Regions from separate parts of the Mus musculus genome. Here region 1 is linked to region 2. Evidence: chromatin loops called from intact Hi-C (ENCODE). Cell type or tissue: heart. All regions are shown on one strand. Each heading gives the region's core, and the rest is flanking DNA. Links, peaks and the distances in the headings are about the cores only.

Region 1 (17,014 bases), core at 4,076-12,075, 250 kb before region 2:
TTATTTCACTGAGCATGACACATTTGAGATTTGCCTATGGCTCTGTATTGATCAGCACATTCAGTCTTCCTGCTGGTAAGTTTTCCTTTAGTTGGCTGTATGATGGGGAAAAAAAGTCTGAGTTGTTTTCAGCTTTGAACAAATGAATAAAGCTGCTATAACCATGTATGAGTTTTTGTGTAAACGTAGGTTTCATTTCTCTAGCTTCACTAAGTGTGGTATTACTGAGTCATGGTGTTAATTTGTGTGTAACTGTATAATAAACTGCCTTTAGTTTTCTATATCCTCCTCAGCGCTTGGTGGAGTTTGTAGCAGGATCTTAACTATGGTTTGCAATGGCATTTCCCAACTGGATAACAATTTTGAATTATCTGCTGATATGCACATTGGTCATCTGTAAATCTTTTAAGTTCAAATACTTTGCCCACCTTTATTGGCTTATATACAAGTTCATGGCCTACTAAACCTGTGGGAATGTTTGAAGTTTTCAGAGCCCTCACAGACTTTACATTCCTCAAATTTTCCTTCACATTTCCAGTTAGCCCCTTGCCATCTCAATTGGCTTCATTTTCTCACTCAGCGCCACTCTAAGAAACAAGCATCCTACGGACTGCTTTCCTCCACGAGTGAGCTCAGAACAAGGTCACATAAAGTAAATCTCTGTAAAGAGGGATTAGTGGGCTAGCTCACTGGATAAAGGTGCTGTTGCCAAGCCAGACAACCTGAGTTCACATCCTAGGAGTCAGATGGTGGAAGGAGAGAACTGACTACCACAAACTGTCCTCAGGCATACATGTTGTGGAATGTGTGCATGTGTGCAGTTCTGTACACCCCTCCTCACACACGTGCACACACACAGATCACCCCAAAATAATAGATAAATGTTATAAAAAAAAACATCCTCTGTAAATAGCTATTTTTCCAAGAAGCTGCTGGACAGATCAAGTGAAGTACCTGGAGAGGATGTGGGATGGAATCTCAAACCTCTCCCACCCCTCCAGCGGCCTCCAGGATGTTGTTTTTCACATGTACCATGGGCTGTGTGTGCAGTGTGTGCTATTAACAACAAGAACATAGCGTGACTTTGAGTCTAAAGCAAACGAAAATGCTATGGCCAACTGCAATGACTGTAAAGGCAACAAGAACATAGTGTGACTTTGAGTCTAAAACAAACGAAAATGCTATGGTCAACTGCAATGACTGTAAAGGCCATGCTTGTAAAGGAAGTGGAATCTGACCCAGAGTATAAGTCTAAATTCATAATTGTCAATGAGAAACTCCTCAGCTAACAGTGTAGGTGCTACAGCATTTTGAACAAGATGTCATGATATTCACAACTTTCAAATACTGGAAAAATAATTTAGAGCCTCTCCATTGATGTATGAAGCTTTACTTCAAGGACCATGATAGTTTGTGATTGATGATTTATTCCCATTAATTTTTATCTTAAAATGCTTTTAGATAAGAGTTCCTGTTGCAGGGCTTGGGGCCGAGCTCAGGAAGAGGTACATGCTTAGCTTCTACAGGTCCTGCGTTCCAGCACTCCCATCAAATCCAACCAAACCACACCACACCAAACCACACCACACCAAATCACACCACAACACATCAAACCAAGCCAAACCAAATCACACCACACCAAATCACACCAAACCACACCACACCACATCAAACCAAGCCAAACCAAATCACACCACACCAAACCAAACCAAACCAAACCAAACCAAACCAAACCAAACCAAACCACAGCAAACCACACCACACCACACCAAACCAAACCAAACCAAACCAAACCAAACCAAGCCAAACCAAATCACACCATACACCAAACCAAACCAAACCACACCAAAGCAAGCCAAACCACACCACACCACACCAAACCAAACCAAACCAAACCACAGCAAACCACACCACACCACACCAAACCAAACCACACCACACCACACCAAACCAAACCACAGCAAACCACACCACACCAAACCAAACCAAACCAACCCAACCCAACCCAACCCAAACCAAACCAAAGCAAACAAAACCAAACCAAACCAAAACATGGTTTGTCTGGTATATGGAGTAATGGATTCTTTAAAATCAGCTTGTTTGTTTGTTTGTTTGAGATGGGGCTCACTAAGTAGCCCTGGCTGCCCTAGAACTCTATGTAAACCAGGCTCGCCTTGAACTTATTGAGGTCTTTCTGCCCCTGCCTCCTGGTGCTGGTATTAAAGGCAATTACCACCATGTCCAGCTTAAAATCAGCTTGTAAATGTTTAATTAACAAATAGAGGTTCTATATTTTTCTGGAGTACAACATGATCTTTTGATGTGTATGTGCATTGTGAACTGATTTAACTGAATTCATTAACACATCCATTCCTTCACATCATCAACGTTGTGGGGAGTAAATTTGAGATGCCCTAGCCTAATCTTTGGAAATTGTGAATATGTTATCACACAGGAAAAGGGAAAATTAAAGTTGCCTTTGAAATTAAGGCTGTTACTTTGATGACTCTTGACAAGAAGAGATTTCTTTCTCAGATTATCTAGGAGCACCAAGATTGCTTTTTAGTGAAAGGAGACAGGGTACCAAAGTGCTGTGGCAGGAGAGACTCGCCAGTCGTTCTTGCCCTTGAAGGAGGAAGTGTGATGTTAACAAAAGAAGGAAGGTTCTAGAGATTGAAAAGGAGACATGAACAAGAATTTCCTGCTAGAGCCTTCAAGAACATTCAGGCAACAGCTTGATTTCAGTGGTGGGAAGTGACAGCTGACCACTTCATCTTGCTCAGTGGCATAGTTGCTGGCAGGATTCAGTATCCCCTAGTCTATACTTGTCTATTGACTGGACACTTCTCCAAGTTCCATGTCACATGCTCCAGGGCAGCTCATAGCATTGTGACTGTCTTTTTCATCACCCAGCTTTTGAAAGGTATAGTTGACAAACAAACATTGCATGTTTTATGGGGTATAGCATATGTGATATATGTATGTGTGGACAGTTAAATGAGTGACTTAATATAATTAACACCTCTCTTCACTTTATACATCTAAGACAGAACATTGAAGATGTACTCTCAGTGACCAAGTATCCAATATAGTATTATTACTTGTAGATATCATACTGTAATCCCCAAAGTGGTTCCTTGGATCCACTCTGTGATCAAATAAAATTGCCTAAGGAAGGGGTAGTAGTCAAGGGTTTCATCTCTGACACTGCCAACTACAGGATCATTTCCACAAAGCAATAAGCGAAATGATTATAATTTCTCTCTCTCTCTCTCTCTCTCTCTCTCTCTCTCTCTCTCTCTCTCTCATGGACATTTGTGCATACACGTGGAAAGTTGTACTGGCTAGTTTTGTGTCAACTTGACACAGCTGGAGTTATCACAGAGAAAAAAGAGTCTCCCTTGAGGAAATGCCTCTATGAAATCCAGCTGTAAGGCATTTTCTCAATTAGTGATCAAGGTGGGAGGGCCCCTTGTGGGTGGTGCCATCTCTGGGCTGGGTAGTCTTGGTTCTATAAGAGAGCAGGCTGAGCAAGCCAGGGGAAGCAAGCCAGTAAAGAACATCTCTCCATGGCTTCTGCATCAGCTCCTGCTTCCTGACCTGCTTGAGTTCCAGCCCTGACTTCCTTTGGTGATGAACAGCAGCATGGAAGTGTAAGCCGAATAAACCCTTTCCTCCCCAACTTGCTTCTTGGTCATGATGTTTGTGCAGGAATAGAAACCCTGACTAAGATAAAAGTAAAGGTAGATATTTGGTGTCTACCATAATAACCTCATTTATTGAGACTAACTCACTCACTGGGCCCTGGGGCTTGCAGATTGGCTATGCTGGCTGGCCAGCACTAGCCCCAGAGATCCTCTTTCTTATCTTCCTGTCCCTGGGAAGCACACACCCCATCATGCCTTTTACATGGGTGTTTGGAGATTAAGCCCACTGAGTCATTCTCCCCAGCCCTAACAACCCTTTCTCTATGTATTTATTTAACGTCTTTTTCTCTCATATATTACATCCAGACCACAGTTCCCTCTCCCTTCACTCTGCCCAATCAGAAGATGGAAAGATCTCTCATGCTCATGGATCAATAGGATTAACATGGTGAAAATGGTCATCTTACTAAAACCAACCTACAGACTCAACACAGTCCCCATTAAAATTTCAACACCACATTTTTCTTACAGACCTTGAAATAACAATACTCAACGTCATATGGAAAAACAAACCAAACCAAACCAACCAACCAACCAACCAACCAAACAAAAAAACCCCAGGAAAGCTAAAGCAATCCTGAACAATAAAAGGACTTTCAGAGAAATCACCATCTCAAATTTCAAGCTGTACTACAGAACAATAGAAATAAAACCCACATGCCTTCTCATTCTTTACCTTTGTTGATATTTGAAGCCTACCCAGTCATGTTGTTAGATAACAGACTTTTAAAAATGGTACTTTATGAAAAATTTATTACATGACAATTTGACACAAAACTCTGAATGAATTGACAGTAGCATTATAAAACTATCTTACAGATATAAAAACTATTTCTTAGCATTTACTTTATTAAAATGAAAACATAATTGATACTGACTACTCTTCCTGAATATTATTCAGTATTCATCTATGAATATAATAACTAGTTGGAATAAAAGTACTATATATATGTTTAAGAAATGTATTTACAATAAAATATAAATTTTATGTCTAATGATTGTCAAAATTTATATAATATTTGTGTTTTCTGAACCGTTTTATTTATTTTATTTTTTTCTTAGATATGTTCTTCATTTACATTTCAAATGCTATCTCCTTTCCTAGTTTCCTCTCTGAAAGTCCCCTATCCCCTCCCCCTTCCCTGCTCCCCAACCCACCCACTCCTGCTTTCTGGCCCTGGCATTCCCCTGTACTGGGGCATAAGATCTTCACAAGAACAAGGGCCTCTTCTCCCATTGATGACCTACTAGGCCATCCTCTGCTACATATGCAACTAGAGACAGTTCTGGGAGGGTACTTGTCTGAACTGTTTTTTTTTTCTTTTCTTTTCTTTTCTTTCTTTCTTTTTTTTTTTTTTTTTTTTTTTTTTGGTTTTTTGAGACAGGGTTTCTCTGTGTAGCCCTGGCTGTCCTGGAACTCACTTTGTAGACCAGGCTGGCCTCGAACTCAGAAATCCGACTGCCTCTGCCTCCCAAGTGCTGGGATTAAAGGCGTGCGCCACCTTGCTGGGCTTAGTCTGTCATTTATAGCTCATACTAAGTACTGTTTAAGCTTATAATATAAAGCTTAGATATTAACCCCAAAATATAAAGGTTTTGTTTCTTTAGATTCATTAGTTAGGTGAATGTCTGAGAGCCTTTCATCTGTTAAAAAAATAAATTTGCTGAAAAATGCATGATCTTGGGGTGCAATTTTTAAAATTCTATTATTTGTTTACTTATTTATTCTCTCAGACAATACAACCCAACTGCAGCCTCCTGGCAGGCCCTTCCCTACCGCCCCGCTCTCCCAGGTGCACTGTTGCTCCATTTCCCTTCACTAAAGAGAAGGCCTCCTAAAGATATGAAAGAAACAAGATGCAGTAAGACCAAGCACAAACCTTCATATTGGGGTATGATCTCAAAAATGAGCTGACCAACTCTCAGAGAGATTTTTTTAAAAATTCATGCTCTCATCATCTCTTTCATATGTGGATCATTCACTTACAGTGTTTTCTGGACATAAATAAGGGGCCATTAGAGCGAGATGTAGACAGTAGAATGAGACAGGAATCTGTGAAAGCAGACCAAAAGAATCCAGGAGAAATCACACGAGACACAAAGTAGAAAGAAAGCACTAGCAGGCAGAGGGCTCAATGCCAGGAAGGGGACGAGAAGATAATAAAGCTGACTCTTTCTAAGCGTGTGAAGAATGAAAAACAAAACAATACACAAACGAGTGCCCTTGAATGGAGTATGGAGAGAGAGAGAGAGGCAGAGAGGATACAGGCAGAGAGACAGAGCTTTAATAGACAGTGTGTTCACCTGTTTGAGCCAAGGAAGAACGATGCAATGGCTCCTGTGGAGACGTGGAGATTCAGCTAGTTTCTCATATGCTTTGCCTAGACACTGTGGTATCTGGACATCATCTGTTTTCTGTTTCTTTGTGCTTGAATTCAGCTTTTTCTTTGTATGTGTCTTATTTTTATGTATTTACCTTTTACAATTTTTTATTTACTTTTTAGAAGTTTGTTTAAAACAAAATGTTTCTTTGTACCCCAGGCTGGCCTCAAACTCTGGATTCAGAACTCTCAGCCTCCTGGGTCTTTGTACGTGTTTGAAAAATATAAGCAGCTGTGTCCTTTAAAAAGCAATTTGCTTAATGAAAAAAAAAAAGGCTGTGAATTTGAAAAAAGAGCAAGGAGGATTATATCAGAGGGTTTGGAGGGGGAAAGGGAAGGGAGAAATGATGTAATTATATGATAATCTCAAAATTAAATAGAAACTGTAAAAAGTCATTTGCTATAGGTCTGTGGAGAAATGGATTTGCCTTTGGCAAAGTATGAAAACATGCAGTGGGCCAAGTTATAAGCCACAGTCAACATCTCTTGAGATTAGGAGGATTTCGGATGTTCCAACGTTTAGCTCGTTCACTTATAAGCATTTTGAAAAGAGATCACAGGAGCCCCTCCTGTCACTATCATTCCATTCCCTTGGGGCTCCGACAAATTCACATGGAGACTTGCCAAAGAAGTTGGGAAGGAGCAAAGAAGTCGTTGCAAATACTCTTTGCACTTAGTTTCCCTCCCTCATCCATTTATTATAAGCCAATTCATATATGTCCACTTAGTCAGTTTTCAGTTCCTGTAATAAGCAAATAGCACGTGCCAGGAAAACTGGTAGGGGCTGTAGGGGAGCCCCTGAGACCTAAACACCAGCAAATAGACCATATGGTTTGAGCCACTGCTTGATTAAAAGCTATTTGTATACTGATGACTGTGAACAATATGAGCAATAGAATCTGGCATATAGTTGCTGGTTTCATTCCCAATTTGCTGTCAATTGAATTGCAGGATGATACATGTGGCTTTCATCAACACATTTATTTAAACCTCCCCTAATATATAATGCCTAAGAGGTTTTTTTGTTTTTTTTTTTTTTTTTTTTTTTGCTTTGATCAGCCCAGGACTAGTCTTTCACCTTATATGGTACACTAATCATACATCGCTTGTGTCTTGTCTTGTTTACTTCAAGTGTCTGCTGGTGACGCCAATGCCTTCTTTCTGCCTTACCTTCTCAGACTCCACTCTAACTTTGGAACATATAGATGATGACTTTTGAAAATCAGCCACGCAACCACAAATAGTGGTCCTTTCTCTTCCAACTTTCCAAAAGCTTTAGGACTTTATTGCTACCATCATGTCGCTAGGCGAGACACAACTTCAGTGGTGTGTTCTAATCCATGTGTGGGCCCTGCTTTGTCTTTGAGATCATGGTCTCCTACAGAGCAGGCCAGCGTTTCTATTTGCTTTAGTGCCTTTTGCTGCGTGGATCCATACTCTAACCATAGAACAACCTCTGAGGTTGCTGACTTCTTCAGAGTATAAGCACATGGATCTTGGTGGAATGAACGTATCTCTTCAATTTCACATTTCTCAACAAATGCAAGCTCAAGGTTATTATTCTTGCAAACTATGGAGCCAATTTCTTAAGTGTTCTTGACAGTCTTATGCATTCCCTTGAAACTCCTGCCAGCAGCCATCTTGCTTAGCAAATTGAACAACTTTCTAAGACAACAAAGAGGGGGCAAAACAACACAAACCCAGGGAGAGCAAAGCGAATAATAACCCTTAAAGAGAAAGGCCATCAACCAGGAATCTTTGGCCTTAGGGACAACTCATCAGAAGGGTATTTTGACATCCTTTACAGTAATTATCTCTTCCTTCCTTCCTTCCTTCCTTCCTTCCTTCCTTCCTTCCTTCCTTCCTTCCTTCCTTCCTTCCTCCCTTCCTCCCTTCTTTCCTTCCTTCCTTCCTTTCTTTATTTATTTTTATTTTAGTATATAATAGAGTTTATTCAGGGCATGGAGAGGGGGGTTAAGAGGGTAGTAGAGGCAGAGAAAGGCAGAGAGAGGGAGAGAGTAGAGAAGTAGAGGCCGGCCATGACCACATGGAGAGAGGGGAGAAGAAGATGGGGAGAGAGGGGAGCAAGGGAGCAAGAGGTGAGAGAGAGGCAAGAATAAGAGGTGCTTCTTTTATTTAAACATAAGACTAGCTCTGCTTCCTCAGGATGGAAAAGCAACAGAAATTGCTGTGGCACACACGCCCTAAACAAAAGTGAGAATAGTCATTTTTTCTGTCATCTCAAGGGATGCCAATCTCACTTAGGATACCTTTTTCTCCAAGTAGAATTGGGGGTTTGTGTCTTAAGTATTGCTGCTCATCAGACTTATGTGGGGCAAATGTTAAAAATGTGGATTTGTGGAGCTTACCAAAATGTATACATTGCTTCCTATAGAGTAAAAATGTAATTTAAAAGCTATATTTAAAACATATACTTTAACTCTCTTCTATCTATACACACGCACCCCTTTCTGAGATGGAGTTGCTGTAACTCAGGCTGGCTGGGAACATAAGATGTAGCCCTGGCTGGTTTTACAGTCTGAGCAACTTTCCTGTTTCAACCTCTCAAGTGCTGAGTGTACCAGTCTGGTAGCCCATGCTAGTTTTCCATTTTTCTTTCAATTCATTAAACAAAACAAAACAGGCATGTTCAAAACTCTGGTGCTCAGTGTCTTGCAAGGCCAGACTCCACCCTTTAACTTAGCACTTGTGTGCTGTACTCTAGGGAGGGTTGGTTTTCTGTTCCTCAACACTGGGCAAAATTGTTCTGTTTGAGGCTCCTAAGGCGTTAGCATGAACTGCTCATTCTGACGCTTGTCGCGATTACTTTGAATGCTTTATTGACTTCAACAGAACCTGTACCCAGATGCAAAGCATCAGGGGCAGGGAGCTTTCCAGCTTGAACTCAGTGTCCACTCATCGCCCACAGCATCTTTTGTAGTGGAACACTGATGCCCTATGATAGCCTATTATGTCCTTTGAAACTTCATGAGTGGTTGTGACAACGGGGGGGTGCAATGCTCTAATAAGCTGCCACTGTGTCTCTGCCTGGATCCCATGAAACAACTGGTGAACATGTTCCCCAGCTATGGTTACTGGGTTGTTTTGAGAGAGACCATCTTGATACATAACTCAGGATGACCTTGAACCCACCCCCCTCCTCAATTTACTCCCCAAATGCTGGGGTTACAGTTGTGGGCCAGTATGCCCAGAAATGAGATTTTTAAAAATGAATCTATTCTTTGATATATTCATACATATATGTAGTAAGTTCTGATGACACTCATGTCTCCATCCCCTCTTGTCCTCTCCCTACCTGCTGAGGTCTGCATATTAGTAGCCATTCTGTTCCATGGCTGTCAGCTATTTCATACTGTTGCTGTAATATGCCTGCCAGTCATTGACACAGAAAAATGACTTGACTCAGAGCAAGGTCATGCTGATCCCATATCCTGTTATGTTCTGTATGTTATCTGTGTGGTTGGTTAATCTTAAGAAATTCCACAAAGCTTCATGTAGGGCCTATCAAATTAAAGGACAATGTGAACTGTTATGTCTAAAATGACTTGAGTCAGAGCCAACCCCTGGGCAGCACTTTCTGTGCCTGCTAATGAACTCATTGTGTGTGTGTGTGTGTGTGTGTGTGTGTGTGTGTGTGTGTGTGTGTGTGTTTCCTTTCTAAGCTGACAGAGAAAGACTTTCAGGGTCGTAGCCTCAGATAATTCTGAGCTACATCCCTGATCAATTATTATTAGGGTGTGTGTTCAATAAACCATCCCTGTCTTACTGTTTGTATGGTTTGTGGGCGACTCATGGACCCCAACACACCTTCTACTAAGTTCTCATCCCACTTTCAAGGTTATTTTTTCCTTTGTGAGCAACCAGATTTAATTAGCACCACTTATGTGTAAATGGGTGTAAAGCTATCCAATAGACCATGGGTAACTTGCCAGTGGCTATATCACTGAAGACAATAACGTCTACTTAACTGACTCTCACGTACAATCGAGTTAAGGAATGAATAAATGAATAAACTTGCCACGTGAAACTTGAGACATGAGCTCAGGCATGTCTCAACATTTATGAGAAGGTTGTTTACCTGGAACAAGCAGATAACATTGTCAAAGACATATGCAAGCATGCTTAACAAAGTGTGCAGGGCTGTATTAGGTATATATATATATATATGATATATTATTGATGCCACATATTAAAACCTGGGACTATATTAATTATTATCATGAAGTCTACAAGTGAGGCAGACTTTCTTTCAATTAAACAATTCATTTATCTCCACGCATGAAATACTTGTAAAGAATATAAATCCAGTTATCTCTTTTTTTTAAAACAGGGTTGACAAAGTATAAATCAGATTGCCCGAAGCTTCTTTCTATCAATTCATAAAACGTATTTACTAAGGACCTAATATGTCCCATTTTACTAGGAAGCAGTGGGATATGAAGAAAACAAGTGATAGTCCCTAGTCATGAAGCTTTCTTAGGTCTTCAAAGGTTGAAAAGATGCATACTTTAAAATCAATCCTGTAACTGGGAAACCTAGCCTTGCAGAGACTGGGTTGGTGGATATCCAGGGAAGAAAAGGCAGGGTCTGTGGGCCCTGGAAGGGGGTTAGGGATCGGGATGTAAAGCAAATAAAATATATTTTTTAAAAAGAGCCTACAATATTCTAGAACATGAGTTCTAGTTAAAATGGAGACCCTCGCTGGGTGTAGTGGCGCACACCTTTAATCCCAGCACTTGGGAAGCAGAGGCAGGCAGATTTCTGAGTTCGAGGCCAGCCTGGTCTACAGAGTGAGTTCCAGGACAGCCAGGGCTATACAGAGAAACCCTGTCTTGAAAAACCGAAAAGGGGGAAAAAAAAGGAGACCCTCTGCTCTAAAACATCTCTGCATCAATCAGTTTACCTGTGTGACATGTATAAATGAGGTTTTACAAGCAAAAACCCTGGCATCATCTTTTAGAATCCGCCAGGCGATCCTCTTTATAGCCAGGCCAAGGAGACTGGATGGGGTTAGTGGAGAGATTTATAAACGCATCGATTCAAATTTTGTATAATAATTCTTGGCTCTGGGTTGGGGAGATGGCTCAGCAGTTAAGAGCACTGACTGTCCTTTCAGAGGTCCTGAGTTCAATTCCCAGCAACCACATGGTGGCTCACAACCATCTGTAATGGGAACTGACGCCCTCTTCTGGTGTGTCTGAAGACAGCAACAATCACTCACATATAAAATAAATAAAACTTTAAAAAATGTTGATTCTTTAATGAGAAGAGAAGTCTACAATGCTTGCTTTTCTTCTACTCTGCAAGATTTCTGATGTGCCACAATTATTAGGAGAGACTTGGAGATACCTATGTTTCTCATCAAGACTTTGTTATACAGGGAAAAGTGGGACGGAGAGCAAAGGAAAACAGAATTGTGTGAAGAAAACAAAGGCATAAACGAAACAGAGAAGGTTGGGTATGTAGGAGAAGGAGGATAGGAGGGAGGGAAGGAAAGAGAGAGGGAGAGATGTTATATTCTTTTACGCTGATATGCTCTCTAGTCCCCCTTTAAAACAACAGATTTATCTTGTGCCATGTTCAATTGATGTCCCCGAGAGGCCTGCTCTTTTCTGTGGGGGTAGGAGGTTGTAAGCTGGGGAGAGGGAGTGGATCTGGGGTAGAGGAGGGATTTGACAGAATTGGATGGAGTGGAGGGAGGGGAGGCTTCGGTCAGGATGTATTGTATGAGACAAGAGTAAATGAAAAGAAATGTAAAAACAGCAGGTTTACCTTAACAACTGAGATAATACAAATCGGCTATTATATCTCAAGCAATAGGCAGTGTCTCTGATAATACTCTAGGTATTTTGGTTAGTGAGTAGTCAACACTCCAAGCCCATTTTATCTCTGGTGATCACAGGAAGAGAAAGGCTTTGTTAATGTTAATTTGGAACACACATTTAATGTTTTCTAAGTGTTGTGTGCGTGTGTGTGTGCCCAAAAAAGCCAGAAGAGGGCATTGTATCCTCTGGAACTGGAGTCAAAGGCATTTGTGAACTGTCTGACATCTTTGCTAGGAACCTATTTCCACTCTTCAGCTAAGGCAACAAGACCCTTAAGTGCCGAGTCATGTCTCCAACACCATATTTAGCTCTTCAATTCAAAGCAGAAGCTGGATTCGTGGTGACACACCTGCAGCCTGAGACACGGAGGCACAAGCAAATCCTGTCTGTAAGAGCAACACAGTGAGCTCTTGTCTCCAAACACTGAAACAAAAAGCAAGCAGCCCCCCCCCCCTGGAAATCTCCATCCAATCAGAAATCATTTGTTGTTCCAGCCAAAGGATTGGTAGTATCCAAAACAAGGGCTCTGAGAATAGGGGAGAAGAAGAGGCACACACCTTGGTAATGACCTCTGGGCCATGGACACCTGTCTACAAATGTAGTTTGTAATTTATGAAGAAATCATCCTGAGACCAATCTTGAGGGAGATTCTGTTTTCAACCAGGAGCAATTGTTATCTCCATGAACCCTCTCCTGGAACTCTTTTGAAGTGTACACTGGTAGCTGTTAATCTACGGAGGTTGCTGGCATCTTTGGCTTGGGAACTGCTACCCAGATCGGAGTCTTTGCAAAACCACAATGATGGTGATATTTCCTGTGCCTCCAATCACTTTTTCTTGCTTGTGTCCCTCCCCACGCTTCCTCAGGCACATACAGAGAGAGGCATTAAGGCTAACTGGTAACTGACATAGTCCTGTTTCTGTTAGATTGAGGCAAGATAGAATCTCCATGACAACTATTTATGTTTCTGAACACCCAGGACAGGCATCGTTTCCGATACAGAGAAGCAGTGCAGGTATCTACCCTGTTAGGTTGCCTTTTAATAGCAGGAAAGAAAAGAATGTATTCTTCCCATTTCTCCTTGCCCCTCTGTCAGTCACTGAAACACTTGACATTCAGCAGAAAGCAGCATAGGCTACGACTGCACTTGGAAAACAGAGTTTGGAGCTCAGCAGAACCCTTCTACCACATGCTGTGAATCTCAAGGTGAATCGCTTTGTGCCCAGCAGATACACTCCAAAGGCTTGCGAACACACAAAATCAGAAGGCTGGGAGCGACAGAATGAAGAAAATGCTGTTCCTAAGGTTGACCACCAGGGGGCGAGCCAAACCAGACCCAGACAGAGAGGAGCAGTCTGAGCAGTGAGCAGTTGCTGTTGGCTGTACATCTTTTGCCAAGAGTGCTTCGGTCTCCATCCTGGAGAAGGGTGCTGGCCAGTTCGTTTACTAGTATGGGCATAATTGCAAGAGATATTTTAGGCATACAAGATCGGTTTGGGAAATAAACAGGCAGAGGGCCTAGGTGTTCCAAGGCAGGCATTTGAGAGAATGGTCTTGTCTGTCATGCTCAGGAGTACAGTGGCAGACTTGTTTATTCTGTGGTTGTAGGCTGGTTTTCTGGCAGCATATTTTTTTTTTCGAGACAGGGTCTCATATGTAGCCTTGGCTGGCAGGGAACTTGCTATGTTGATTAGGTTGACCTTGAACTCACCAAGATCTGCCTACCTCTAGTTCTGGAGGGCTAGGATTAAAGGCATGAGCCATGTGCTGGAGAGGCCCGGTCATCAGCACTTCTTGTTCTTGCAGAGGGCCCAGGTTCTATTCCTGGGAGGTAACAACTATCAGTAACTCTAATAACTTCTTTCCTGGCCTCTGAAGGCACTGGGTGTGCAAATACTACACAGACATGCACGCTGGTAAGACCCATCCACATTAAAAAACCAAACCCGAATCTTAAAATATTGTGTTATATCATTTAAGTTGATATCCCTGGGAGGTCTGCTCTTTTCTAAAGGGAAATGGAGTGGATCTAGAGGAGAGGAGGCGAGGCACTGGGAGGAGTGGAAACTGAGGTCAGAATTGTTTGAGAGAAGAATAAAAGTAAGTAAGTAAATGAATAAATACAAGACTGGGAAAAGAATAAAGATGTGAGCCACACCGTTCTCTGACAGAATTAAGGAAAGAGTTGAGGGAAAAGTGTGTGTTTGATGTCTGGTTGCCATGAATGAGAGAGAGAGAGAGAGAGAGAGAGAGAGAGAGAGAGAGAGAGAGTCGGAGGTGTAGAGCATAAGGACTTAGCAAAGACGACAGTTTGCAGAAACAAGACAGTGTCTCCACAGGATCCCTTTGCTTAGAAGCCCAGAGACAGTGAGTCAGTCAGCTAAAGGGAGGGAGGGCTGAGGTTGAATAGACGCTAGATATCCTGTGTGCATCATGGCCTTTGAATTAGAATGCAAGTCAAAAGGAGGAGGTATGATACTGTTGTTACTTTAGATTGGGAGACCTTACTGAGAATTTGTCCTTGGCTAATATCAGAACAGAAACTGAAGACAAGAAATACCAAATGCTGGCCTGGGTGGGTCGGTGAGGGGAGACAATGAATTCCCATACACGATTGATAGGAATGGAAATTAGACTAGCCATTATGGAGAACAAAATGGAGGCGCCTCAACAAAAGAAAAACAGAATTCATAATATCCAACTGTCTCACTTCTGGACATACACACAAAAGACATGGAAATCAGCATACCAAAGGGATATCTGCATCCAGATGTTTATTGTGGCCGTATCACAATAGCTAAAATACAGAATCAACCTAGGTGCCGATCAACAACACATTGGATGGGTAAAGAAAACACTAGGAGTATGCACAATGGAGTAGTACTCTGCCATTAAGGAAATGAAATCCTTCTCTTTTGCAACAAAATGGATGGAAATGTAGGGCATTATGTTTAGGTGAAATAAGCCAGATTCAGAAATACAAGTAGAACACATTCTCTTTCACAAGCACAGGCTCTTAAGAAAGGTTGACCCAAATGCATAATTGCTAGAGTTGGACCAAAGGGAGGTTAGATACATAGAGGCTGGATTTCTATAGTGCTTGCTGTATACATGTAATGAGATAGCATACTAAAACTAGCTAACGCATATAACTTAAGCATGCTAATCAGAAAGGAAACAGAAAGTCGTTTCAATCTCTCTGCCTCAGCTTCCCCATTTATAAAATGAAATTACTAGTAATACCTCACAAAGTGGGTGTAATGGTTTAATGATATAATACACACTGAATGTATTTGTATAACGTATAGCTCATAATGAATGGTGGTCATTAATAGTGATTATAGTGATAATAATAGATAGAAAATAATTGGTTCAGTGCCTGGCAATTGATAAACACATGCCCAAATGCCAGTTATTCTGATTTATTATATAGTAACTACTGAATTTTGACATCTTAGAAAAACTCTAAAACCTCTTAGATTTGGCTAAAGATGGTGAAAATGGGACTTGTCCAGGCGGTTAGCTCAGGATGCTGGGCAGAACTCCCATAGACATCAGTGATGGAGCCCAGAATGAGGATGTATGGAGGCAGACAAAGCAAGCTCACTCCCGTTGTTATGGTTATTCAGACAAGATCTAGAGCCTCGTTGGAGCTCCTAGATACACGAGTCTTCTCCCTGGTTCTCTACCGTGTGCCAGCACCATCTTTACTGGGGCAAAAAGAACTCCATTCATATTGGAAAGGTTTCCCAAGGAAGCAGCAATGGTAGAAAGGAGTGAAGGGCACTTCTCCAGTCTTACTGCTTCCAGCAAACACCAGGACACTCTTAGCTGGTGCACAAGCTATTTCCTTGCCAGAGATAAGAGCTCAGCCCTGCAGTCACTTTTCTGTCTTTTCTAAATTTGAGCCATACTTCAAAGTCAGATCAATATATGTATCTTCTACCTATACTTATGACAATGCAGTTAAATGATACTGGTTGGACTACCACTGAAAGAATAGGTATCACTCAAGTCGTTCAAACCTTGCAGATATTAATAATATGAACACTGATTATACAGGGACGAAGAAGATGAAGAGCTGAACATGGGACACTGAGGCAAGCCAGCATTTAGTAATAATAGGGAGCACCTCTTTTTCCAGTGTTTGAAAGGTAACATGAAGAGGTACTGTTAACATAACCTAGAGACTGGCGCTTCCTCACAAGACCTAGTTGACAGATGAGGCAAGCTGCCTTAATCTATACTACATGGCTGCCCAGTTTCTAATCCCTGCTAGTCTGACTGTTGTTGGACCCATGCTTTTGGTAATAACTGCTAGCTAATACACTCATGATAATAGGGCCGTTGCTCCTTTTCTCTTTAAGGGGATGCTTTATATGTTTTGATGGATGGGCGTGTCTGTTTTCTCCTTCAGGACATGTGGCAGTCCCTGATCAGATTGCTCAGGGTGTTTTGGCAGCATAGAAAGCAGAAACTGAGGTGAGCGAGAGTCAGTATTGAGATTGCTTGAGGGCTTCCCAAAGGGAAGAGCCATCTAGTGACATCTGAAATGGCTCTGTCGCAACTTCATGCAATTTCTAATGCTTCTTGAAATGAGCAAGTCTTTCACCTGGAAAGGGACTTTGGTTATTGCTTAGATTCATTCCAGCTTTCAGAGGTAGGACTGTTTAGTAGGCCTGAAGGCTGGAGGGCTTTATACTGTCTTCTGCGTTCTCCAGAAACAACTCCTTGGGAGTTGAGCCAGGCCCAGGATTTTTCCTGGAAGAAGTCAGGCCTGATAGTAGGGCTTTTATCCCTTGACGAAGACAATAAAAGCTTTTATCACTAGAACTGGTTAGGCTAAGGAGATTGGATAGTTTGGAGTTGTGATAGAACTAGGTAAAGAATGACATTGTGCTATGGCTCTATTTTTTAAAAGGTATGTGTGTGAATGTTTTGTGTGCCACTGCATTTTCTAGAACTGGAGTTACATGAGCCACTGTGTGGGTGCTAGGACCTGAAATGGGGTCCTATTTAAGAGCAGACAGTCCTTTTAACCACTGAGTCATTTCTACAGCACAGTTCTTGTGGAGCACAT
Region 2 (17,014 bases), core at 2,916-10,915:
GCCTAGGTTTTCCTGGTGAACCTTCTATCTATACTTAGCACTTTGCACAGTTCATCTACCTTTCTGAGTTTTCACTCTTAACTCCAAAGGTTGAGATGCAGAAAGGTTGAGATGCAGTTAAAGATTTGGTCTCTGATCCCTTATCCACAAATGCTACCAAATTAGAGTTTATCAGATCTCTCTCTCTCTCTCTCTCTCTCTCTCTCTCTCTCTCTCTCTCTCTCTCTCTCTCTCTCTCCATGCTCGCCACTTCTGGAATCTAGTTTAGTTAGTGGGAGAATTGTGACTTTTTTTGTCAGCTTGTCTTAATCACCCCACCCTCAACCTTTCTTGTAGTATGCCCATCCTTTAGCAATACATTTTTTTAAAAAAATTAAAAGGCAGTTGTATTAATTAATTTACCAATAAGAATAACAAAGGTGTTAAATGTTAATTTAAAAATTCAAAATAATCCTCTATTTCTAAAACACATACAAAGGAAAAAGTATGGGCAGCCTTGTCCTCTCTAAAAATTTTGTAAATCTCTTTAAGGTATATATCAATCACCTAAAGGTAGATGGATTCCATGTCTGCTTCTTCATACAATCTGATACCATTTATAGCTCTATGTGAAGCATATGAGGAAAAGTAGTTTTCTACATGTAGTTTCAAAGCAAAGTATCATTTCATACCTATTTTCAAAAAACTAGACATTCTTTTTGGTACACTATAAAACTCAACATGTTTTCATAAAGCTGGTTGCAGTGTGAAATTTAATATTTTTTCAGTTGCTATCTTTGTACTTTTGCACAGAAATGAATTGCACTGTCTTATATTTTGAGAACTTGGTCCTAAACTTGTACATGAGTTCATAATGTCATACATTTTGGGCAATATTGGTTAACTGAGCTATCTAGCTGTGGTGGTTTGAATAAGAATGGCTCCCATGGGTTCATATATTTAAATGTGTTGTCATGAGGGAGTGGCACTATTTGAGAAGAATTAGGTGGTATGACCTTGTTGGAGGAAGTGTGTTACTGGGGGATGTGCTTTTAAACCTCATGGCAGGCCCAGTCTCTCTGTCTCTCTGTCTCTGTCTCTGTCTCTGTCTCTCTCTCCCTCTCTCCCTCCCTCCCTCTCTCCCTCTTCTTTTCCCTCCCCACTTCCACCCTCTCCCCCTTCTCTCTATTTTTAGCCATATAGTAGCCTGCAACAAGGGCATGCATTGTTTGCTTCATCTTGATTCCATTTTCCTCTACTCTGGGCCCACTATGCTTACCGGGTCTCAGAATATCTGAACTGCTCCATACAAACAAAATCTGTTTTGTATTTCTTTGACATGTTCAGAAGATGTAGGTTACAGACATGTTAGTTGCTGCTGGTAACATGGAAACCAAATGTTGAATATACAACTGAGAAATGATATGAACTGCCTCATAATCTAATTCGACCAGGATTTTTCTCTTTTGCAAAGTTATATTATAGGTAATTATCCTTCACTTCCAGGCTATAATGATTTACACTAGAGTTTTTATTGGAAATTCATAGCTAATATAAGAATAAGTATAAGAATAAGAATACTATTTGATTCACATGGAGCACAACATTTTTTTAAGTACTCCTTTCTTTCAAGAGTAGAAAAACTTGGAGCTTGTATTTTCCACTGTAAAAAGGAGCGTCAGATGGAAATTCATCTTTTTTAACTGAGAGGTGACCAAGACTGTAGAGGATGAGGTCAAAATGAAGAGAGTAAAACCTCAGCAACAGATGGAGCTCTGAAAAGAGAACATTTCTGGGTAGCAGAATTTTCTGGAGTTTAAATTTGCTTCCTAGTATTCAACAGTTTTTAATGTAAGCACTCAGGTTAGAACATTTTCTAGCACGTGCTACATACTTCCTAGCCTCTTTAGGCAGAATATATGGCATGGAATTGCATCTACTCTTGATGACTCAGTGCCCAGGATATGATCTTCAGCTTCCTAGTGAGCTGTATCCAGTGATGCCCTCAGGCCCCATTATAGCTTATAAGAATGTTTGTTCCACCACTAAACATTTCCAAATTGCAGTTATTTTGTCAGCCTTTATTCTCTCCATTTGCTATGTATTTTTTAAAAATCTGTTTTGAAAAACATTCACTCTCTAGCATTAAAACACAACATTTTTCTAAACATTAAAAATTTTGAGATGATGACATATCATTTCTCCCTTCATTTCCCCCCTTTAGCACCCTCCCACACACCCCTCCTTGCTCTTTCAAATTCATGGCTTCTTTTTTCATTAATTGTTGTTACATACACACATATATTCCTAAATATAGCCTGCTCAGTCTGTATAATGTTTCTTGTCTGTATGTTTCCAGGGCTAGCCATTTGGTATTAGACAACCAATCGGTGAGTTTTCCCTGGAAAAGACTATTTTTCCAGCACCCAGCATTCCTTGATAGCCTGTAATTCTTTGTGTACAGTTGAGGTCTTGTGTGCTGTTCCCTGTTCACTTTAGTCTGCCTATTTGTATCATCCTTATTCAATAATTGATTGCAGGACCTTTAAACCAAACATGAAAATCTGATTAGAATTATGTGCAAAATGTGAAGACTCTGAGACAAGTTCAATAGGGCCTCACTTTGAAGAAATTTGAAGAAATCCCCTAAAGTGCACAGATTGGTGTTCAGGTAAGTGTTTAGCTCTGGATCCTTAGCCTTGTTGCAAGTCTTTAATACTGTTGCTTTTGCAAACTAGGGGTTGGGTGAAAGGTTCTTTTGAAGCCTGGAGTGTTGCCCTCCATTCTTCTTAAGTGATTCTCATAATTTGACCTCTTTCAGAGAAATATGGTTACAGCTGAACTCAATGGTTTAAATGCATCAGTGGGTTGTACCCTCTTTCAGCAATCCATTTCTGATCTCATTCTCTATCTAAGGAGAGGGACTGCCGAAGGTGTTTACCAATAGGTTTTGCGGATATCAAGAAGTAGTGTACACACAGCCTTTCTTGTTTTTGTTATTTTTTTAACAATCTTAGAACAAATACGTTGTTTGTTCACAACTTCACATTTGAATATTGCAGCAGAGATCATTTCAAACTCAGCAGATACTATTTGGGAACATTCAGTTGATTCCTCTTTTAAGAAACAACTGTTGATAATAACTTACTCTTCTGTTTTTCAGGAAAAAAATACATGGATGCATACATTTGACAAAAGCCATGGGTCTTGTTCAGCTTCTTCATTTAGGCCAAAGTGGCAAGACCCTCCTATTACTGAAATGAAGAACAGAAAATCAACTGGAACAAACAGGGACATTGAGAACTAAAGATATGCACTGAAACAGATTTACTGCGGAGAGTCAGATGTTAGTAAGGTTTGTGTCTGCCATACAACTCAGCTGGTGATTTATTTATTCCCATTCTTGGGACTCAAATCATTTTTATGAAAAATAAAAATATCCCAATGTGCCCTTGGCATTCACCTGAGTACTGAGTATCCCGGAGGGAAGGCACAGCCAGGCAAGGTTTTCACTCTTCATGTGTTACATGTTCACTGCTCCTTCATGGCTACTTTAATTACAGTCTTTCCTAGGAGGCCAGATGGCCACTAATTAAGGATTCTCTTAAAGTGAGAGACCCCAATGGATACAACATTCTTGTAATCTACATTTAGCAGATGCTCAGGCTAACTAGTCTTTCAGTTATGGTTCCCAAGACTATAGTGTACCTCCCTTTTGGGTGGAAGATATAGAACATGAAGCCATGAAATGATGATGTCTCATATTTTAAAAATATGTTCTTATTAATCAGGGAATTATCATCATCCATTTGTTATGTAGCTCTTGCCATGTAATGAGAACTGATGGTACACACATGACTCTGAGGTCCTTTGGGTCTCCAATTTCCTGAAAAATTATCAAAGGGACCTTATAGTATGACTAATGCAATAAGTTCCATAAGCATTACTTTGACAGATCAGTTGCTACTAATTCAGAATTTCTATGTTAGAGTCTTGATGAACCTCAACAATCCATTTATGGACTCTGACAGATAACTCAGTGTTCATTATTTAGATGCCTAGTTAGGAACCGATATTTAAAGTACAAACTCATAAATATGCATGTAATACATGGATAAGTCTAATAATATATGTCAGCTCAAATGTGACCCTTCTCTGCGGGATCCAGAAAAAGACTTTAAGGAAATTAACTAATATAAAATGAGGAAGATAAGGGTATTTCCTGACATTGTTAGTTGGTGTATGCCTGGGAAAGGGTATGACATATAGTCATAAACAACAACGGATACAGAAGATCAAGAGATGGGAGTTCTAAGTCTATGTCCCTTATTTTTCAATTGATCTACAATTCAGTTTTGTTGTGGCAAAAGTATCACATTTGCTTTCGGTTTTCTCATAGGTTTGTGTGGTTCCCTGAGAAATTGACCCGGAGACAATTACTTAAAGAAATGATTAAGTAGTTTCTCTGTGAGTTGAAGAAAATACTGGTGTCAGAATCGGGTAGTGAAACATAATATAAAATGAAGGTCTTAATGATGGTGTAACTGACCTAGCTACTGCAGAGAATGACTCGGCTTTAAGGCTTTAGATGACATTCTAAGAGGCAATATAATACATGTGCAACTTATTATGGACAGATTGACTCTTAGTAGTCTTTGATTAGAAACGCAATCTCTTCATTTATTCATTGTACCATATAGGGATTGAAAAAGTAGGCTCTGGCATCCAGAAGAAGTCAGCAAAAGAAATGATGGTGTTGACAGTAGAAGTTTAAGGTGTCATACATGGAATTGGTAAGGGTGAAGATATATTATACATATCACATATGTATAATATATCTATGCTATATTATACATAATCATATAAGTGAAAATATTTTTTAATAAAAATTACCAACAATTCTAGGTATTAGTGTGTGTGGTGGTTTGAATATGCTTGGCCCAGGGAGTGGCACTATTAGTAGGTATGGCCTTGTTAGAAGAAGTGTGTCACTGTTGAGGTAGGTAATGAGAACCTCCTCCTAACTAAGTAGAAGCCAGTCTTTTCCCAGCAGCCTTCAGATGAAGTTGTAGAACTCTCAGCTCTTCCTGCACAATACCTGCCTAGATGCTGCCATGCTTCCCAACTTGATGATAATGGACTGAACCTCTGAACCTGTAAGCCACCCCCAATTAAATGTTGTCCCTCTAAGAGTTGCCTTGGTCATGGTATCTCTTCACAGCAAAGAAAACCCTAAGATAGTGTGATAGTTTTTTTTTCTTGCTTGCTAATAATGCCTATAAGGCTGTTGTCAGAGAGCCATGTGGCTTGAAGGAAATTCAAACCATGTTTGTATTATCTTTTGAATACTTACCGTGTGTTGGGTACCATATTATGTGTCTTAAATACATTTATTCATGCAATCTTTTTGTCAGCTAATATAATGCTATTATCTCCAGCATACAGAGACCACAGAGAAAGCTGAAATAACTTGCTTAAGGTCACCCAATTCTAGATGACAGGTCTGAGATTCGAGTCCTGATAGCCAGACTCTCCAATATACTTTCATCCAATCACTGTATTCTAGCCTTTCATCATTTGCAGGAAATATGTTGCAAGACTTTATATTGACCCCTTATTAAGGGTAGTACTTAGTAAACTCTATATGTATACTCTTCTCTCAAACATGAATATTTATGGTCAAGTTGAATTTTAAAATATATCTAACAAGGGCTTAACGATAACACTAAAATAAAACAACAATAACAATATATTCTAAAATAAAAGTGAATATTGTGTCTCTCAAAATACCTTGTGTTTCTACCTTCCATTTATGAGAGGCAGTTCATGGCTACCCTTGGTATATGTAAATAGTGTTACTATTTTTACACTTTGAGGCCGCTATTAAGTGAAACAAAGGTTACTGAACCACTAATGCTATGATATTACAAGAATAAATCTGATAACAGAGTGACTATAAGATAAATGGGCAGCACATAGAGTCTGAGTAGATATGTCATGTCTCAGTTGGCACAACATGAGTTGGTACAACATTTTATCATGCTACTTAGGATGTTGAACACTTTAAAAATTGTGACTACTTTATTTTTAAAATTTTCACTGAAGAGTTTTGGATCACCACTGAAATCCCAGAAAGGGAAACCTCGGATAAAAGGATACTATGGTAGTCTGCTAACAATCACTGGGGAAGAAGCAGACATAACTTCCTTGGTAACTTTGAATACCCCCTCTTTACATTTTTCTTATGTACAACTGACTATCTTATCTGGCAAAGAGGATTTAAGATATCTTACTGAGGTTTTGTTTGCTAATTTCTGAACCAGTGCCTTTAAAACAACAGAATTCTCTGATGCATTTTGTTCTGGTGGATTAGATATCCCATTGCTCCATAGCTGGAAAGACACCAACATATTTTATATACGGGATTCATTTTATTTTACTGAAAGGGGTTTTATAGTCTTGACTGTCTTGTTCTAAGTATTCTGGTCAGTTTGAAAAAGAAATGTTTTCACTTCCTTTATGGAGCACAGGGCAGTGATAACTCAAACTCGAATCAAATAAACTAGATTTAATTTGCATGTCTCAGCCCCATCAGGAGAGAAGCAGCAGGACAAAGTCAGAGTGTTAAGGATTAGAAGCCAATTCTCTATGTGTAGCCTATGAGGACGCTGACAGATGCTCTCTGCAGATATGACAAGTGCAGATCTTATCTGAAAACTATCTTCTGCAAGGACTTTAGTATAAGTCTTCTTACTTGTATCCATGAAGTGACAGTGTTGCGGTCAAGTTTCTTGAGCCATATGACAGTCATTAAATATAGGATTGCTTGGAAGGGAAGATGAATTAATGCTGAATATGTGAGAGAAAAAAATAGGAGCCACATTACACACAGAAGGACCCTGATGCTACTGATGGCCCAGGCTCACTTAATCTAAAAGCAAAGAATGCACTTTTCTCTAAACTCTCTTTTTCTATCTTGGAATACATTTTTAGCTTCCCTTAACAACATATATACCACCTCTCTTCAATTTTCAACACTTCAAATACATATCTTCACCCTTTTCGAATATATTAGACTTCTAGTAGTACTGATGATTTGTGTTCTTGCTTTGTGGACTACTGTCCCAAGACCAAGGGTTTTCTCTATTTCTCATCTCAGGGATAGGCCATCTTTATTCCACTACATCTAGTTTGTCTTCTATCACTAGTCATAGCTACAGACTTCCTCTAGAAAATGCTTTTCTTCTTAACTTTTAGAACTCAGTCAGCATAAAGAAGCAGATGGTAATGTTTAGAAGTTGATCATCATTTCTTAACTCTCCATCTCTTACATAACCTATACAATAACTTGAATGGATTTATCTACCCTCATTTCTGTTTTGTTCTAGTCAAGTCTGCAATTGGCCTACAATCCTACCAGGTTTGTTCTTACCTCTTTATTTTTGTGAGCTGATTCTTATCTTTGGCTTATGGTTACACATTATGTCCTCAACCTTCAAGATCTCTCCCACGAAACGATTCTTTGTACTACACTTCTCTGGACCTCATATTATTTCTACTCATTCTTTTGAATATGTGCTGATGTACATATTACACTGATATAGAAATGTTTCATTTAGGAATATCATCTCTTCAATTGCATTGCAAATCTCTTGAGGCAGGAGCTGTGGCTTACACTTCCTCTAGTTATCATAGTCACTACCACAGTGCCAAGCCTAGAAATTTACAACTTTTTTTCTCACTGAGAATATGGGCTATGTTTACTATAATGTACCAGTTGATCTCTTATGCAGCAGTTATACATCTCTCTATAAAAGTACACACACCTGGCCTCAGTTGGCAAGGATACACCTAATCTTATAGAGACTTGAGGCCACAGGGAATGAGGATGCCCAGGGGAAACACTCTCTCAAAGCCAAAGGGGGAATGGGATGAAGAACTGTAGGAGTGGGGACTAAGAGGGGGCAATGTCTAGAATGTAAATAAATAAATAGTTAATTTTAAAAAAGTACACACATGAACATATGCATAATATATATGTATGGGTAGGCTTTTTTGATTTGATGCTGTGTTGTGAGCTTAGGTTTATAGCCATTAGTTTGGACAAAACAAACTTATCTGTGAGAGAATGCACTCTGAACATTGCAGGTTGTTAAGAATTTGCTGGAAAATCATATGACGGAGAGTTTGCAATGCACTGAGTAGGCAGCTACATATGCAGATCCCTTAAAGGAAGAGGGATGGTGTTATCTTTTTAGTACTGAGAAAAAATTTACTTCATTATTAATAGCAACAAAAGAAAAAAAAAAACCGGGCTGCTCTTTCAGTGATAACACATTGCCATTTGATAGTGTCTCTGTTGAGGAGAGGAAGAAACACTAGAAGCAGGGAGCTGCAGATGAGAGATACTCTGATGTACTCTTTTTGAAGTACTTCCCTTGAAAGCTTTTAGAGAAACGGGAAAGAAAAAGAAGGAAAAAACAAGAGAAAGAAAGAAAGGAGGGAGGGAGGGAGGGAGGGAGGGAGGGAGGGAGGGAGGGAGGGAGGAAGGAAGGAAGGAAACCCACTTGTGAATAGAGCCCTTGGCTCTTTTGTTAAGTTAAACAGAAATCTTACAGTCATGTCACAGGAAGGGAAACACTTAGAGTGAAGTAGAAACGAATATTGCAATTTATAGTCTTGGGATAAGACCAAACCTTGTTGAAATTGTAGTTAAAAAGGGAGTATTTTTAACTTATTTTTAAGTATACCACATCATGTATTTTTGTTTTCTTGATATAGTTTTTATATTGAGAACCTTTAAATGTAGCTGAAAATATTATTTAAAATACAATAAAGTAACAAAGTAAAAATTTTGAAAACAATAAAGTCCTGGAAATCTATACTTTTTTGTTATAACCTAATGTGAGCATAGCAATTTAAGACTGAGCATTCAAGCTTCTGACCCAGGAAGTTACTGCCACCTTTTGGTCATGTACCTGAATTACATGAAAAGTGAGTGTTGGATACTCACGTTCCAAGGGTTGAACTATGTAACTGAATAATAGGGTATTTGTTAGATATACTAACAACTCAGTAGCCATGGCTTATAATGTTATGAGACATCTTTTTATCTTTTTGTTTTGTTTTTTTTGTCTTGTTTTGTTTTGTTTTTTGTTTTTTGTTTTTTGTTTTTGTTTTTGTTTTTGAGACAGGGTTGTCCTGGAACGCACTTTGTGGACCAGGCTGGCCTCGAACTCAGAAATCCGCCTGCCTCTGCCTCCTGAGTGCTGGGATTAAAGGCGTGCGCCACCACGCCCAGCTGTCTTTTTATGCCATGGTTAAATGAGATACAGTATTTGGAGGAGACAGTGATTACAAAGAAATCTTGCAATTTATTCTGCCTAGAGAAAATTAATTCTTGAAACCTTTGTTGTTTTTGTGTTGTATTTTAACCTGTGAAATAGAATGATGATAATAGCCACCCTTCATACAGAGATGTCATAAGAAACCAATCTAGAGACTATTTTGTGAAAGAGATTTGTAAAAATTATACGTGGCATATGCCTACTCTGTACTGCCAATGTGAAATGCTGATGAGTGTGTGAAGCAGCATGCTGTCATGGACTCGATGAATATTAAAAGTGATAGCTTGCTTTCTTCTTGTGCTATATTAAGTCTCCTTTCATTTCCCTGGTGCTATTCCAATACCTTGTGCAACTACGTATGGTTTCTCATCTTTAATCCTCTCAGTATGATAGTACACTTTCTAGAACCATCCCAAGCTTAAAAAGTCCATCTTGTCATTCCTCATGGTTACACTAATTTCACAGTGTCATATGTCTTTGGAAGAATGGGAATAGTCCTATATCTTCCTGGGCCATGATTAATTAAAAAGAGGGAATCTAAATCTCTGGATTCTTGATTTATTTATACAGACATGATTATTATAGAAAAGGTGTGTGTGTGTGTGTGTGTGTGTGTGTGTGTGTGTGTGTGTGTGTGTGAATTTCAGGGACAGGTGTAGACTTTAGTATTAAAAGAATGAGTAGGCAGCTAACGGATGCTGAGAACAGAAAAAAATAAATAGTCTAGCCCAGGGAAGAGAGTACCAATTGGTTATTTAATTCCAACCATTCAGTCCCACAAACTTATAAGTAACACTATACAGACTGAGCAGGAATGTAATTATGTATTCAGGAGCATACACACACACACACACACACACACACACACACACACACACAAGTATGTAGCAACCATCAAATAAAAAGATGCTATGGATTGTAAAGAGAACAAGGAGGAATATATGGGGGAGGTTAGAGGAAGGGAAGAGACATGGAAAATGATGGAATTATATTATAATCTCAAAAAGGATATTTCAGACTAACATTGAGTGAAAATGTGCTAAACAGCAGACCATGCTTCTAATCTACTGTTTTGTCCTCAGTCTTTGGCACAATGGTAAATGTATGCTGCATCAATGATGTACAGAACCTCAATTGGGAAAGCCCCAAGGTGAGTTTGCCAAACAGTGACCAACAAGTAGGGTAGCACGGATAGGTAGTTGATGAGGAGAATTTTTAGTGCCAGTTTACTTGGTTGAGCCATTGTTTCTTTATAAAGTGGATGTCATCTGTGCTTTATGCAATCCAAATGGGCAAGTAGGAGGGGCTGATCATCACACTCCTAACACATCCATGTCACTGGAACCTGTAACTGTTACAGGATATGGCAAAATGAAAGTGGTGGCATTTATTTCAGTGGTGTGGTCAAACGAAGAATTTTGAGATGGGAAGACCATCCTCGATTATCCAGTATGTTACAATGGTATAATGAGCATCCCTTTAAAGGAAAGGCAGAAAGAGATCCAGTGACAACCACAATAGGGGATGTGACTGTGGAGGCAGAGGGGAGAGCAAATGTGGTCACAAGGCAAAGGAATGAGTCTATAGTTACCAGAGGCTGGAAAACACAAGGGACAGAATCCACCTCAGAGCCTATGATGGCACTGTGGCCTTGCTTACACTTTGATTCTATCCAGGTGGTACTAATTTCAAGTTTCTTACCCCCAAAACTGTGAGATGAGTTTCCATTGTTTTAAGCCAGTAACTTTGAACACCCACCCAAACTAATATAACTGATAGAAGATGAAAGACTCCTGGGGCATACAAATAATTCATAAATAATAAACTGCAGGGAAAGAGGAAGACACATGCCCTGTACATCTACAAAGACATCACCATTACTTGCTTCTGTGATCTGTAATTACTGGCTTTGAGGAATTTATTTTAAGAGAGAAAAAATATTATTTTAACAACATTGTTCTACCAAATGAAGCAGTTAAGGACTTATTGTAGATGGGAGAGAGTTAAATACTCAAATTATTCATATTGTCTATTATTATTATTACTATTATTATTATTATTAATGGTAAGGAACATATTCAGTGTCCTGGTCATGCAAGGCAAATGCCCTAGAAGTTGAGCCTACATCTTCTTTTAGAATGCTTTGATCCATCAAATTTGAAAGCATTATGTACATGACTCCCCAGAGATTAATATCCAGAATGTATAAACATTCTTCTTTCCATCTAGGTCAATGTTTTTTTTAACGCTGACTTGATCACTTTTTTGCCCAGGGGATGTTGTTGATGCCTACATATACTGTGACATTTGCTGGCATGTAGTAGGTAGAAGTCCATGGATGTTCCTAAATATCCTAATAACACATAGGAAAACTTCACAGCAATATTTACCAAACCTATAATGTTATGAGTGAGCTTGAGAAACCCTTGAGAAACCCTGCACTAGGTAGGCAGGAAACCATAGGCAGATAAACTATCCATCACTTTTGTGTAGTTTCTTCTGCTTCAGAAAAGGTGGTTTGTACAGACTGGGGGACTTGGTGGGACTGCAAACTCATCAGATATTTTCTCTGGATATTTTAAAATTATTGTTATTATTATTATTATTATTATTATTATTATTATTATTATTATTGCTGATTGTCCCCCATAAGGAAATGTTCTGGTATTTCAAAAACTTTAACTTCAATGACAACTTTTCTTGGAAAGCGAATGGAGGCATATCATGGTGGTGCCCTCTACACCAAGGTTTAGATCAGCAGATTCTCGACTCCCTGTAGGTTGTCACACTCCTCTAGTCACCAGGTCCTCTGACATATTATTTAGAATGAGTGTTTGTTTGCATGCCTAGAAAAAAATGGGTCTGGCATTTATGTTGCACTGCAGCAAAAGGTTAGAGCTTACATAAGCCAAATAAATGCAAAGTCAAGGTGACTCTATTTTATGTATTACATTAACATAGAACTACAAATCCCTGAGGCATACTTCAAGAATCCACAGAAGCCAGAACTGTGCTGTCTTGAAAAGGGAAAAGACAGATACAATTTAGAGTATTAACAGGGTCCATGAGAATCATTCACAACCATCACATCTTTTCTATCTGGAATCTGTTTCTGTTCTGGAGTTGTCCATTATTTTTGCTCTTTAAGAATTACAAATGTGTATGCTTAAACCCAGTCTCACAACTAAGCTTTCTACTAGACAGTTTTTGTAATCTATTATTATTATTATTACTACAATCATTATAATTATTATTATTAATTGAATTGTAAGTATCTAGTGCAGTGCTTTGTATGTAGGGTATTTAAAAACAGTTATGGCATGGATGGATAAATAAACCCTTAAGGCTTTGTTGCTCTTCAAGGGAGACCCATGTTCTCTGGTTTGTATTTTTGGTGACGTTGTAAATCAGATACCCTACATCTATCCACAACCAGCCATTGCTTGTCTCCTTGAAAGTTTTTTAAAGCTATCAGAATCATGTGAAGGGTTTCATAAAAATACAGATTTTTCAGAGCCCTACCTTCAGAGTTCCCAATTCAGCTTGTCTGTTTTGGAGCCTGAGAATACATTTCTTTCTTTCTTTTTGTCCAAATTTTATTTGTCCAAGTTCCTACCCCCCCAAAAAAAAACCAAAAAAAAAAAACCTTTAAAACCCAGTGTGTATATGTGTGTTTTTTTTCAAGAAGATTTATTTTTATGTTACTTTTTTATTAGATATTTTCTTCATTTACATTTCAAATGCTATCCCCTTTCCTAGTTTCCTCTCCAAAAGTCCCCTATACACCCCCCCGCCCTGTTCCCCAACCTACCCACTCCCTATTCCTGGCCCTGGCATTCCCCTGTACCGGGGCATATAATCTTCGCAAGACCAAGGTCCTCTCCTCCCATTGATGGCCAACTAGACCAAATTGTGGATACTTCATTCCTTCTTAGAATGGGGAAGAAAATACCCATGGAAGGAAGGACCATCCAGAGACTGCCCCACCTGGGGATCCATCCCATATACAACCACCAAACCCAGACACTATTGCATATGCCAGCAAGATTTTGCTGACAGGACCCTCATATAGCTATTTCTTGTGAGGCTATGCTATGGCATATACAGAAGTGGATGCTCACAGTCATTTATTGTATGGCACACAGGGCCCCTAATGATGGAGCTAGAGAAAGTACCCAAGGAGGTAAAGGAGTCTGCAACCCTATAGGAGGAACAACAATATGAGCTAACCAGTACCTCCCAGAGCTCGTGTCTCTAGCTGCATATGTAGCAGAGAATGCATTTCTAACACTTTTCCAGATGAGAAGCACGTACTCTCAAGTTTCCAGAGGGCCACACTTGGGCAAACCCCGTCTTAACTTTTCACTATGGTTATTGCTGGTAAACCTGATTTAATCATAGCGGAATGATACTAGCTCTTCTGCTGGAGAGGAAATATCAACGTCAAAATAAATGTTCAATCACTGTAGTTTTGGAAATGGAGTTTGGCTATGTCACCCAGGCTGGCCTGAAACTCACCACGTGTCCCAGGTACGGCTCAACTTTGAAAGACTCCTCCCGTCTTCACCTTTATCTTCCCAGTGCTGGGATGCTGAAAGGACCCTGATATAGCTATCTCTTGTCAGAGTATGCCTGGGCCTAGCAAACATAGAAGTGGATGCTCACAGTCGGCTATTGGATGGATCACATGGCCCCCAATGAAGGAGCTAGAGAAAGTACCAAAGAAGCTAAAGGGATCTGCAACCCTATAGGTGGAACAACATTATGAACTAACCAGTACCCCGGAGCTCTTGACTCTAGCTGCATATGCATCAAAAGATGGCCTAGTCGGCCATCACTCGAAAGAGAGGCCCATTGGACACGCAAACTTTATATGCCCCAGTACAGGGGAACGCCAGGGCCATAAAAGGGGAGTGGGTGGGTAGGGGAGAGGGGGTGGGTGGCTATGGGGGACTTTTGGTATAGCATTGCAAATGTAAATGAGCGAAATACCTAATAAAAAATGGAAAAAAAAAAGAATGTAAGGTGAATAGAAAAGGCTCTGTTACATTATATGCAAAACTGTCACAGACAATTGTTTCTGGATAGATAGTTATGGGTGTTTATTGGTACTTTAATTCTTTTTATTTCATTTATTTGCTCCTTCTGGCTTTTCTGTAATGAGCAGCGTGATTAACTTTGGTGACTAGAAAAGAAATCAAAGGAGATCTTCAAAAATCCTGTTCTCACCTTCTCTTTAGAATAACCCTATCCCTGTAAGGAGGCTCTGCGCCTCCTGGTCTGGCAGTGGAATGCTCAGTACTAGGTCTCAGTGGGTTTGGGTTATCACAGAGCAGAGATAATCTTTCTTCTTCAACCTTTAGTACACACGAGCATACTGGAATTGGAATGTGTAGATGCTGTTTAAAGTCTTGCCTCTGATGATGAACACCTTTTTTTTTTTTCAGAAATATTTGATCTTGCTGGGTTTTATCTATAAAGTGGAGATGGTCACACTGATCATAATGATTAAGAAATGAGACAATGCCTATGAAAGCTCTTAGAAATTGTCACAATTACAGATGCCTCTCATTCTGCTTAAATACTGTTAACTATCATGAGGCTGCCTTGTCTTAAAGGCATTCTGAATTGCCTTGTCTCAACTTTGGGTGTGAAATGATGTCTTTTCTATAACTCCCTCCCTCAGATTCTTCTGAAATCTTAGTCAATGACAGGACAGAGGGTCAGTTCAGAAAGTGAGATGTGCAGCATTTTGATGGGATCAAATGCATTTTAATATATAAATATAGAATATTTCCAGCTGAAATAAAAATGTACAGAAAAGCTTTCTGAATGTAGAACATGGTTCAGCAATTTAGTTTGTTCAAAACAAAACAAAACAAAACAACACAAAAACCCTTGAGGTGTCATAAGCAGGGCTGTAGGAGGGCCTCACAGTCAAATAACTCTGGCAAATAAAATCCCACAATAGACTTTAGTATCCTCTCAGAGATGAGCAATGGATATTAGGGTGTTTAATATTTAATGTTTAAAGAATATCTACATTGCCTAAATGGGTCTATCTTTTTCACTGCTTGTCCCAGCATTCTCCATGCTGAACTGACATTTTCTCCTAACATTCTTGAAGAACACATGGTGGGAAATGGTGCCTTCTGTTATTATCCCAAAGAACATAGCCTCTGTGGGATGATATAAAAGAGAGAAATATTTAACATCCCAGTTCTTGCTCTTGTGGGTGATAACATTGGTGGTTCCTTTTAAATAGTACTAGGATTGAATCTAGGACTGCAGGCATGATAGACGATCACTCTCCCACAGAGTGACATCCTTTTTCCTTACCTCCCCTTTTAAATTGTCAGACAAGCTTTCACTAACTTGCCCAAGGTAATGTTTAACTTGCTCTGTAGCTAAGAGGACCTTGAAGTTTTATTTGGCCTGTGTACATATTGGCATGTCAGGCCTGAGACACCAAACTTTGCTGGTGGTGTCAGCTTGAAAGCACAACGAAGTAGTTTTAGGCAGGTTACATAGGTATGATTTGAAAAAAAAAAAAAGAAAGGAGAAGGACCATGGTGTGTGTGTGTTGTGTCATGTGTGTGTGTGTGTTGTTGTTGTTGCTGCTGCTGTTGATGATCTACATTCCAGTAAAAAAATCATTGGCATTAAGAGGGTAATTGAGGAGAATGTAAATCTTAGTAAAAAAGGAGACCTGTCCAGATTGGTATTTAATACTTAGTAAGTATGCACTTCCAAAGCCCACAAATGCTATATTCTTCTGGTATTATTATTTTTTCATTCACTCAAGTTTTTAAGTGATCTAACACAGATGGGGTTTGGTATATAGAGGTTATGATAGTTTGGTATTATGTTGGATCACAAACTAAACCTGATGAGGCAGAGGAGAGTAGAGAGAATCCTGGGCCAATGTCTTCTGAGGTAGGCCTTGAGGTATGATGTAGGTTGGTATAGGAACAGAGACAGAACTCTTATGGGAGAGAATGTCACCTGTTAAAGGATAACAAAACGAGGGACTATGCTGTGCTTAGCATGTTGGGATGAGGTGATTGAGACCAGGGTGCTTAGATTTAACTCAGTAGGCAACCGGGAGCTACTGTGCAGTATTCTAATAGGGAGTGGATTCCACTCAACGAGATTCACCATTCTACCCATGCGCTTGATTTGGGAATATTTATAGTGCAGTATGTAGCTGGGGGACAGAAATCTCTCTGTTTGTTTCTGTCTCTGTCTCTGTCTCTGTCTTGTCTCTCTCTCTCTCTCTCTCTCTCTCTCTCTCTCTCTCTCTCTCTCTCTCTCTCTCTCTGAGCCTCCATTACCTTGACAATCAGGTGAAAGAAATTGAACTATATGATACCCAAGTACTTTTTACAGCTATACACTGTATGGATTTTGCTTCTTAGCCATGTATGAGAAAGTTATTGATGGGCTCTCACTCATTTTTCCTGAGGAGGCAGAAGGTATATTTTTACTCTAACTGCTTCTGGAGAGGGGTCACTTTTACCATTGAATGTGTTCTCTTCCCTATGTTAGTGCCCACAAGCATCTTTAACCAGGAGCAGCAAGCACATGTAGCATTTATAGCGAGCACCTTCAGTTGTTTCTATATGATTAAGTTAATAGGATTGTTACTTGTATATCTTGTAAGAGATTTTCGAAGTTTGATTTTTCTG

What was found. Peaks named below come from ENCODE experiments on the same cell type or tissue, not always from the same donor. Only the 100,000 strongest peaks of a DNase experiment are listed, where the experiment ranks them.
Region 1: a loop joins it to region 2, with 14 times the contacts of the local background. A loop is called at or near these places in 19 of 42 quality-filtered maps.

Annotation. Positions count from the first base shown.
Region 1 is chrX:144,390,431-144,407,444 of GRCm38, forward strand. All of the region lies in intron 7 of Trpc5 (transient receptor potential cation channel, subfamily C, member 5), which reads right to left. Among named protein-coding and RNA genes, the nearest start is that of Trpc5os, 58 kb to the right of the region's middle. In heart, for the core only: no CTCF peak of the experiment used is centred there; no DNase peak of the experiment used is centred there.
Region 2 is chrX:144,636,651-144,653,664 of GRCm38, forward strand. The region is part of intron 1 of Trpc5 (transient receptor potential cation channel, subfamily C, member 5); the gene reads right to left. Among named protein-coding and RNA genes, the nearest start is that of Trpc5, 43 kb to the right of the region's middle. In heart, for the core only: a CTCF peak has its summit at 8,941 (motif pointing left); no DNase peak of the experiment used is centred there.